2 separate regions of the Homo sapiens genome follow, and region 2 is linked to region 1. Evidence: read pairs that join two places in POLR2A ChIA-PET (ENCODE). Cell type or tissue: endothelial cell of umbilical vein. All regions are shown on one strand. Links, peaks and the distances in the headings refer to the core of each region. The heading gives the core; the rest is flanking DNA.

Region 1 (5,372 bases), core at 86-5,085:
AACCCAGGAGGTGGAGGTTGCAGTGAGCCAAGATTGCGCCATTGCACTCCAGTCTGGGCAGCAGAGTAAGACTGTCTCAAAAACAAAAACAAAACAAAACAAATAAACAAAAGAACTCATTCGTCTGTTCATGGGCATTTGGGTTATTTCTACCTTTTGGCTATTGTGAATAATGCTGCTGTGAACAGTCACACAGAAGTGTTTGTGTGGCCATGTCTTGATTTCTTTTGCAAACCTGGCCCTGTCGCAGTGTGTACAACACCCCTGCTCCCCACCCTCCCATTGCTCGAAGCAGTCACCCAAGAGTTGACCCTCTCCAGCACCTCTTAAGCATGCCCGTTCCAGTAGGTTCTTAGCACCTGCTCCATTCCTTCACAGCATCGTCATCCCTGACATTATGTTCCATGTGCTTTGTTTTTCTGTGGCCTGTCTCCCACTAGAAGGTCAGCTCTCCAAAAGCAGCCATCACTGTCTCATTCATGGCTGTCTCCCCAGAACCTAGAATAGGGCTGTCCACAACAGATGCTCAATAAATCTTCATTGAATTGATGAACAAACCAATTATTGGCACACTCTTCTCTCCAATCCCCTGTATCCAAACCAGAAACAAATTCTGTCAATGTTTTGTTCTAGAGTGTTGCTCTGTTGCCCAGGCTGGAGTGCAGTGGCATGACCTCGGCTGAATGCAACCTCTGCCTCCCGGATTCAAGCGATTCTCCTGTCTCAACCTACCACCACTCCCGGCTAATTTTTGTATTTTTAGTAGAGACTGTATTTCAGCATGTTGGCCAGGCTGGCCTTGAACTCCTACCTCAAGTAATCCGTCTGCCTTGGTCTCCCAAAGTTCTGGGATTATAGGCGTCTGCCACCATGGATTTCAGTCCTCCTGTCTGCAGAGCCAGGAGTTTGAGACCAGCCTGGCCAGCATGGTGAAACTTGTCTCTACTGAAAATACAAAAAAAAAAAAAAAAGTAGCCGGGTGAGGTGGTGTGCACCTGTAGTTCAGCTACTTGGTAGGCTGAGGCAGGAGAATTGCTTGAGCCTGGGAGGCGTAGGTTGTAGTGAGCTGAGATCGCACCACTGCACTCCAGCCTCGGCGACAGAGCAAGACTCAAAAAAGAAAAGTCTCAAAAAAGAAAAAAAAAAAAAGAGAGAGAAAAGATGGAATCCCCTCACACTCCTAGCCCTGAGCCCTGGCTACCTGGCTGGCTTGGTTGACCCTCTTAGCAAGGCGGTCAAAGGCCCAGGCATTTGGTGTCTGGAGCGGTCTGAGGATGGAGAAGTCTCCCAGAGAGTATTTGCATACTGAGTCAGCATGAGACGCAACTTCTCCTTCTGTGATTTCTTCCTCATCCTCTAGATTAGTTTCCCATTTCCTGTAAAAAATTGCCACAAATTTAGTGGCTTAAAACAACACAAGTTTGTTATCTTATAGTTCTGGAGGTCAAGAATCCAAAATGGGTCTCACTGCACTAAAGCCAAGGTTTCAGCGGGACTGTGTTGCTTTCTGGAGGTTGTAGGAAGAAAATCCATTTTCTTGCCTTTCCTCAATTCTGATTTTTTTTTTTTTTTTAAGACAGAGTCTCGCTCTGTCACCCAGGCTGGAGTGCAATGGTGCAACCTTGGCTCACTGCAACCTCCGCCTCCTGGGTTCAAGCGATTCTCCTGCCTCTGCCTCTCCAGTAGCTGGCATTACAGGCACCCGCCACCACGCCTGGCTAATTTTTCTATGTTTGGTAGAGACGGGGTTTCCCCATCTTGGCCAGGCTGATTCTTGAACTCCTGACCTCAGGTGATCCCCCTGTCTCGGCCTCCCAAAGTGCTGGGATTCCAGGCATGAGCCACCACCCTCGGTTCTGTTTTTTTTTTTTTTTTTTTTTGTAGAGACGGGGTCTTGCTATGTTGCCCAGGCTGGTCTCCAACTCCTGGCCTCAAGCGATCCTCCCACCTTGGCCTCCCAAAGTGCTGGGACTGCAGGCGTGAGCCACTGAGCTTGGCCCTCCTCCAGCTTCTAGAAGTTTCTTGCATTCCTTAGCTCAAGGCCCCCTTCCGTCTTCAACACTCACGATGGCCCATGGACTCTCTCACACTCAATCATTCTGACTCTGAAGTGCTGCTTGACTTTCAGCTCCTTCTCCCGTCTTCAAAGGGCTTTGCTTCCTTTGTTGTCACAGCCCCTCTGACTCACGCTTCCTGTGTCCTTCTCGATTATAAGGATCTGTGTGATTACATAAAGAGCCTGCCAGGGCAATCCAGGATAATCTCCCCAAAGCACGATCCTGAACTTAATCATGGCTGCATTCTTTTGTCATATAACGTAACATTCACAGGGGATTAGGATGTAGACGTCACTGGGGGGCCGTTATTCGCCTTTCACAGCACCCTGCCCCTCAAAGCCACAGTCTCGGCAGTGCCTTACCTGGCCCTGCGCCATGTGCCCCTCCGTCCATCTCCTGACGTCAACTTCCACCCACCTTTTCCTCCTTCCCCACCCTCTCCACCACACTGGCCTCCTTGCTGCTCCTTTTTTTTTTTTTTTTTTGAGGTGGAGTCTTGCTCTGTCACCCAGGCTGGAGTGCAGGGGCACGATCTTGGCCCACTGCAAACTCCGCCTCCCGGGTTCAAGTGATTTTCCTGCCTCAGCCTCCCCAGTTGCTGGGATTACAGGTGCCCACCACCATGCCCGGCTAATTTTTGTATTTTTAATAGAGAAGGGGTTTCACCATGTTGGCCAGGCTGGTCTTGAACCCCTGACCTCAAATGATCTGCTTGCCTTGGCTTCCCAAAGTGCTGGGATTATAGGTGTGAGCCACCATGCCCAGCCCCCTTGCTGCTCCTTGAATATGCCAGGCATGCTTCTGCCCCAGGGCCTTTGCACTGGCTATTCCCTCTGTCTGGAATGCTCTTCCTCCAGAGCCCCACATGGCTCCTTTCTTCCCCTCCTACAAGTCTTTGCTCATTTGTCACCTTCTCAGCGAGGACCTCTGTGCCCTAATTAAAAATCTCAGTCCCCCAATACTCTCGACCCCCCTCCATTTCCCCAATACACTTATCCCCATCTGACAGACAACGCATGTTCATTATTTATTTTATTTCCTGATTCTTTCCCCTGCCAAGTGACCCTCTGGGAAAGCGGGAGTTTTTGTTTTGCTTTCTACCAGGGCTGCAAGAGCCTAGAACTGGGTCTGGCATACAGCAAAGGCTCATTTATTGCTGAATGAATGCATAGTTTGGGGAAGGGGAGGACAAGCTGAGGCCACATTTGGGACGGGTGCTGGGGTGGGGTGGAGAAGGGAGCTGCTGCCCAGAGGGACTCAGTAAGATTCAGGGTGGGGGCCAAGACCAGCAGCTGGCAGCAGGTTCTGAGAGGGGCTGGGCCTGCCTGAACAGGGAAGGGGTCCAGCAGCCGTGGTCACCTTGCTGGGACTGGTGTGTGGGGCCACAGGCCTGTGAGGCTGGGCCTCTCTGCCACCTGAGGCCCGCATGGTGGGGTGTCTGCCTTGTCCTAAGGGGAGAAGACTCTGAGGGTCACTAGTGGAGTTGGGGTAGGGCATTGAGGACAGACAGTTGGGAGCCCAGCCAACTGCCTGGGAGGCAGGCCTGAGGCCACCATCTTGTCCCCAGATATCCAGATCTTGGGGGACTTTGGCATGGAAAGGGGCCAGAGCCTGCCTTTCACAGGCACATGGCCCAGGCCAGCTTGCTTGAAGGAACAGACCGAAGGCGGGCGTGCATTCACGGGCTGCACAAGGACCTGGGCCTGTTACAGTCTCCTGTCCCCCTGCCAGGACACCTGCCCCATGTGCTGCTGAGTCTTTGGCTGAGTCCACCTCATCGGCCCCACAGCCCCCAATGGCCTTGTCCTGCTGGTCTCAGGTGTGAGGCTCCCAGAGGAGGGCTGGGGCCTTGTCTTCTCCCTGGCTGGCCTGGCCCAGGACCCATCAGGAAGTTGGCACCAGCTGGCAGTAGGGGGCAGGGTCGGGGTTTAGCAGGTCCTGCTTGGGGGGAAGAGAGAACAGAATTATGACTGGGTGGAGGGGGAGAGTCTTGGGGAGACAGAGAGGGACAGAGGATGAGAGACAGCGTGAGATGGAGAGAAACCCGCAGAGAGAATGGAAGAGCAAGGTGGAAAGAGAGTGAGATGCAGAGACAAGAGGTCCTGGAAGAGCCAAGAAATGAGGTGGACACAGTGACAGAGACAAAGAGGCAGGAGAGACAGAGAATGGAGAGAGAGAGAGACAGAGATGCAGAGAAACGAAGACATGTAAAGAGATGCATCTTAGACAAGGCAGCATGAACAAACTGGAAACAGAAAGACAGATTAAAAAGGACACAGCAAGAGAAACTGAGAGAGAGAGAGAGAGAGAGAGAGAGAGTCCAAGAAAGGGGAAGACAGACATACAGACATATGTAGGCCACTGAGAGAGAGAGACAGAACTACAGGGACAGACAGCTGACAGGAGGGGATGGAGAGGGACTGAGCTCTGCGGTGGGGTTTCACTGGGGACCTGACTGGCTGTGTGGCCCCAGGCAATCCCCTGTCCCTCTCTGGGCCTTGTTCCTCCTGTGCAAGTTCAAGGTTTTGGATCCCTTTTGCAAAGAAGGAAATTGCAGCCTTGGGAGGAAAAGGGACTTGCCAGGGTCTCTCAGGGAGGCGGTTTGGGCTTCTTCGAGAGCAGAGACCGTGAGGCTTGGGGGGACGAGGGGAGGAAAGCCCCCAGTTTCAGTTGTCTTGACCCCTCCCCACCCCGGCTTCGGGGCTCCTGGATCCGTGGGATCCCCACCACCCCTCCCAGCTCCCAGCTCCATACCTGGTACTGGTGGTTCTCTGGCTCCGCCTGCAGGTGTGGGGGTGTGGGCAGGGGCTGCAAGGGAAGGACACGGGTGAGTGGGCGCTCGGCACCCCCCACCCTCTAAACTTTGACCTTTGGTGCTAGGACAGTCTCAGATTCCAAGTCCCCATCACCCCTCCCAGACTGTGAGGCCCCTGGGCAGAGGGGATTAGCTTCCTTACACCTCAGTGTTCTCCTCTGACAAATGGGCACTGGGCCCCAGCTTCGTGTGGTATCCAGTGGCCCGTCAACCACTCCATTAACTCTCAGTCTACCCCTGTCAACACCTCTGGTTCTAAGCTCTTAGCCTTAGTGTTTTATGTTTCTCTTATTTTTCACTTTTTTAGAAAAAGACAGGATCTTGCTCTGTCACCCAGGCCAGAGTGCAGTTGTGCAATCACCACTCGCTGCAGCCTCAAACTCCTGGGCTCAAGTGATCCTCCCTCCTCAGCCTCCCTGGTAGCTGTGACTATAGGTGCACACCACCATGCCTAGCTAAATTTTTGTAGAGATGGGGTCTAGCTATGTTCCCCAGGCTGG
Region 2 (5,372 bases), core at 194-5,193, 110 kb after region 1:
AAGCTCCTTCTATGTTTCTGTTCCATTATATCAGACATAGCTTCCTTCCTTAAGTCAGTTCGTCATTCAGAATGGCTGCTGGAGCTCCAGTCATTACACTCTTCCTCACTGTCTTTGTCTACTTAATTCTGACCCATCCTTTAGATCACAGATGAAACATCAGATCTTCAGAAGAACATCTCTAATTCTCATAGCATGATGTATTTTTACTACATACCGCTTATCCTTGAAATCTGGGTAACTTGCAGCGTAACTGGCTCTGTCATTTACTAACTGTATGACTTGAACAAATGACTCTTCTTCTCTGAGCGTCAGTTTTTCTATCTATAAAATGGGGACAGCAAGAGATCCTGCTTCATGGAGTGAGAATTAACTGAGATAATTCAGTGTATGCCTGGCGATAGTAACTGCTGAACAACTGGCAGGTAGAATAATGTTTCCAAATTTGAGAGGTAAAACAGTGGAATGGGAAGGACCATGAACAGTGGATCCAGCCTGCAAAGGTTCAAATCCTGGTTCTGCCTCTTATCATCCATGTGACTTTGGGCCAGTGATTCTGTGTCTCAACTTCTCCATATGATAAATGGAGATGATGATAGTTGTATCTAACTTCTAGGACTGTGGGAAAGATAAAATGCGTTCACCATGTAACAGGACAGCACCTGATCATTGGTGAACAGTTTTGTTGTTGTATTTTACACACACACACACACACACACACACACGTATATATACACACAGAGAGAGAGAATAGATTGCTTCTGTTTCTCTGCAGACAGAATATATGTTGTTTCCACTTTATTTCCTGCTATAAACAATGCTGTCATGATTATCCCAGAAGTAAATATGTTCACATATCTATAATGATTATCTTAAGATAAATGTAAGAGGAACGGTGGGGTCAAAGAGAGTGTACATGTGTATGTTTTTGGATGCATCTTGCAAAACTGTTCTCCAGAGATCGCTAGCACTGGGTGTCGTCATTTAAAAATTCTAGGTCGGTGGTTTTCAAACTTCTGTTTTCTTTGTTTCTTCCATATTCATCAAGCAGTACATATTTGTCAACTCTCTCTGCCCCTGTACCTTGCTTTCCAAGTGGACTGCAGACTTTGAAAACCAAAGATCAAGGTGATTACCAAGTGTCCCTTCAGGAGGTTGCTTTCCTTGTTCATTTTGGGTCTTTGGACCCTGCTGGTGGAAATTGCTGCCATGCAGAATCTGAGGCAAAGAGCCTACTTTGATCTTTTATCTTGCTATCACTTGTTCTGATAAGCTCATGTCCACGTCCTTCAAGGCTGCGCAATATCAACCCCTCCACACTGGGTCGCAGGCCCTTAACAAAAATTAACCCAGAGACCAGGCTGGTGTCAATACCTCTGTAACCCCACCTAGGACCAGCACTGCATGGCTGGCGCCTCAGGTGGCAGAGGGGACCTCTGGAACCAGCAGAGGCTGCCTCACCCACCTCTGGGATAAACACAGGCCACACTCCTTGTCAGCAAATGCAGTGCCAAGCATTCTTTCTGGCCAAAGCAGCACTGGGGCTGGACCTTCTGTGATGGCAGAGCCTGGAGGAATCTGTAGAATTGGTAAGACCCAAACTGGTGCCAGTGGACCCTGCCCCAAACTCTCAGTGTGGAATCTGGGGTGAATGGGAGTGGGATCCAGGGAGCAGTACTGATGGGCTGTCTTCTGAGAGGAGGTAAAACCAAAGACCCTATAGAGGGCGGGGCTTTTCAGACACTATTGAACTTCCCCTAGGCCTGGCCTCCAGCTGGGAGGAGGCAGAAGGACAGCTAGACTGGTGAGGCATCAAAGAAACAGGGCTGGCCCCTTGGAAGGTCCCTGCAGAGGTGGTGGGCTTTGGACATGGCTCTGTCTTGCAGGTAACAGTTACGGATCATAATTTCTGATTTTCTTCCCCACTGATATCTCTCACCTGGATTGTTGCAGTCACCTCCTAAATGGTGTCTCCTGCTTCTGCCTTGCCTGGGGTCACCACATATAGCTGTATGGGTTGTGCACTGCACAGTTGCTGGAAGTAGCATTTGCATTAACTACAATGTGAATGGCAGCTCACTTCGTGGAGCTGAGCAATGTTGCAACTCTACCCTTGAGCTCCAAAATCAATGCAATCTGCAGCCAGAATGATCAGAATATAAGGTACATCGTGTTAATCTTTAACTCAAAACTCTCCAGTGGTTCTCTGACTCCCTCAGAATACAACGAAAAGTCCTTACAGGCTGGTGCGGTGGCTCATGCCTATAATCCCAGCACTTTGGGAAGCCAAGGCACAAGGATCACTTGAGCCCAGGAGTTCAAGACCAGTCTGGTCAACGTGGCAAAACCCTGACTCTACAAAAAAAATATAAACATTAGCTGGGCATGGTGGCGCATGCCTGTGGTCCCAGCTACTCGGGAGGCTGAGGCACGACAATCACTTGAACCCGGGAGGCGGAGGTTGCAGTAAACCATGATCAAGCTGGCACACTCCAGCCTGAGTGACAGAGCGAGACTCTGTGGCAAAAAAACAAAAACAAAAACTAAAACAAAAACAAAAAAACTCGTATAATTATCTGCAAGAGCCTGCATGATGTTCCAAACCAGAGCTAATACTGCCCCCTAGCGGGTATTTGACAATGTGTGGGAATGTTCTCTGGTTGTCTCAATGCCTGGAAGGAGCTGCTGCTGTTGTAGTAGGGAGAGCAAGTGGTGTTAAAAACTCCTTGCAATGCACAGGACGGATCCACAAGATGAATAATTGTCTTGCCAAAAATGTCAATGCCAGTTGTAAGTGTGATCTGTCTCTCTTACCTCTCTGACTTTATCTCTTACCTCTTTCATTTTCACTTACTCAACTCCAACCACACTGGCTTCCCTGCTTTTCCCTCAAAAACAATGATCTTCCTCCTGCCTCAGGGCCTTTGCACATGCTCTTCCCACTCCCACAGTTTAACTCCGATGAGTGAGACTCTAGCAGTGGCTGAGTCTACTGTCGAATGCTGCTAAGTGGCCTCTGTGATAGTGCTCTTTGCTTCCTCCCTTTGCCTTCTTCCTGAGCCTCTGCAAGAAGCAGGTGTCTGCTCAGCTGACGATCACATCCATCCCTCCCTGGGCCGTCGAGGGGGCAACGTCACCCTGTCTGTCCAGGGGATCCCTCAGAATCTCATCTCCTACAATTGGCTCCGAGGAGCAACCACCAATCAGGTTACCCGGATCCTCAATTTTAACTTCTTCAGCCATGGCTACACCCTAGGACCAGCCCACACTGGCAGGGAAACAGGCAGAGCTGATGGCTCCCTGATCATTATTGATGTGCGTGCATCTGACAATGGCATCTACACCCTGCATCTCATCTCTTCTGGTGAAAACAGTTGCCATCATGCTATGCTACTTGTCTCTGGTAAGGATTACCCTTGGGAAGCAGCAGGGAGGCTCTCTGGTAGCAAAATTAATAATAGCATTTAGAAAGTGCTTTCTGTGTACTAAGTATTGTATATCCTTTGCAGATAGAATGTCATGGGCTCTTCATTACAACTTTTAGATAAGATTTATGAGTAGGGGAGCTGAGGCTCAGGGAGCGTAACAACATGGCCAGTGGCACCCATGGAGCTGGGATTTGAACCCAGTCTCTGCTTAACCCTAAAGCCCATGTTCTTGAGTACTACGTTACAGTGTTATTTACATTTAAGTATTTAAATATTACCACCCCCACCTCATTATTAAAGTAACAATGCTCAAATCATCCTTCTTCTGAGTAATTATTCTGTATCCTTCCCTGTGCTAATCCTTTTAAGTAATTATCACATAAAATCCTTGTATAATATATACAATATATAAAGAGTTTCTACAAATCAATAAGAAAAAATACTTCAATAGAAAAAAACAGGAGAAAGATTTGGATAATCAGTTTGCAGAGGAAGAAATATAAAAGGTCAATCATGATATGAAAAGATGTTCAATCTCACTAGTAATAAAGGCAGTCCCTTACTCATAAGCCTGTTAAAACTTTTCAAGTGTGATTCTAATCAATGTTGCCAAGGGTGTGGGAAGTGAGCACTCCCAAGTGGTTGATGGGAGTTTAGGGGAAAAACATTTTCTGAGGGCTACTTTGTTTTTTCTATAATAACATTTTGAAACAGTTTATTTGGAAATAATTTCAAATTTAAAAAAGTTGCAAAAATAAAGAGTACAAAGAACACCCGTATGCCCTTTATTCAGATTCACCTAGTGTTAATATTTGTTCTCATTTACTTTATCATTTGTGCTCTCTCTCCCCCTTCTGTCTCCCCCTCCCTCTCTCCTTCCTTCCCTCCATTTGATAGTAAATTACAAACTTCATGGCTCTTTACCCCTAAATACATCAGTATGTATTTCCTAAGAACAGAGATATTCTCTTACATACCCACAGTTATCACCTTCATAAATGTCCAGGGATAAAATACTTTTATGTGCTCTATCATCCATATTCCAACTTTGTCAATTGGCACAATAAAATCCTTTATAGCCTATTCCCCCATCCAGTACAGGATCCAGTCTCTAGTCAGATACTGGATTTTGTGTCCTCTTTACTCTCTTTTAATCTGAAACTTTCCCACAGTCTTTCTTGTTTAAAATTCATCTTTTTAATTTTTTTTTAAAATTTAGAGATAGGGTCTTGCTCTGTCAGCTGGGCTGGAGTGCAGTGGTGCGATCACAGCACATTGCAGCCTCCAACTTCTGAGCTCAAGAGATCCTCCTGCCTCAGCCTCCTGAGTAGCTGGGACCACAGGCATGCACCACTACACTCATCTAATTTGTAAAAGTTTTCTTTTTTCAAATAATTTTTTTTTTTTGAGATGGAGTCTCGCTCTGTCACCCAGGCTGGAGTGTAGTGGTGCTATCTTGGCTCACTGCAACCTCTGCCTCCTGGGTTCAAGAGATTCTCCTGCCTAAGCCTCCTGAGTAGCTGGGATTGCGGGTGCCCACCACCATGTCCAGCTAATTTTTGTAGTTTTAGTAGAGACGGGGTTTTGCCACATTGGCCAGGCCGGTCTTGAACTCCCGACCTCAGGTGATCCACCTGCCTCAGCCTCCCAAAGTGTTGGGATTACAGGCATGAGCCACCGTGCCCAGCCAAAATTTTATTTTTCATTGACATGTGGTCTCGCTATATTTCCCAGGTTGGTTTCAATCTACTGGCCTCAAGAGATCCTCCCGCCTCAGCCTCCCAAAGTGCTGGGATTACAGGCGTGAGCCACCATGCCTGGCCTCTACAGCCTTTCTTTATCTTTAATGGTGTTGCCATTTTTAAAGAATATACTTCCCCATTTAAAAATTAAAACTATCTATCATCATCTACCTATTATCTATCTATCATCTACCTATTATCT

Evidence for each region. Peaks named below come from ENCODE experiments on the same cell type or tissue, not always from the same donor. Only the 100,000 strongest peaks of a DNase experiment are listed, where the experiment ranks them.
Region 2: POLR2A ChIA-PET joins it to region 1 with 11 read pairs; 5 of 35 experiments call an interaction of 5 or more read pairs at or near these places.

The regions. Positions count from the first base shown.
Region 1 is chr19:44,682,060-44,687,431 of GRCh38, reverse strand. It overlaps CEACAM19 (CEA cell adhesion molecule 19), which reads right to left. Exons shown (of 8, transcript NM_001127893.3): 7 at 4,812-4,865; 8 at 3,077-3,995. The coding sequence ends at 3,942. LOC107985306 (a long non-coding RNA gene) reads right to left here and starts at 2,394. Exons shown (of 3, transcript XR_007067268.1): 1 at 1,202-2,394; 2 at 1-589. RefSeq lists an enhancer at 2,041-2,335. In endothelial cell of umbilical vein, for the core only: no CTCF peak of the experiment used is centred there; DNase peaks (open chromatin) are centred at 1,361 and 2,181; H3K27ac peaks cover 2,340 bases.
Region 2 is chr19:44,568,316-44,573,687 of GRCh38, reverse strand. No RefSeq gene overlaps it. Among named protein-coding and RNA genes, the nearest start is that of CEACAM20, 41 kb to the right of the region's middle. In endothelial cell of umbilical vein, for the core only: a CTCF peak has its summit at 2,638 (motif pointing left); a DNase peak (open chromatin) is centred at 2,607.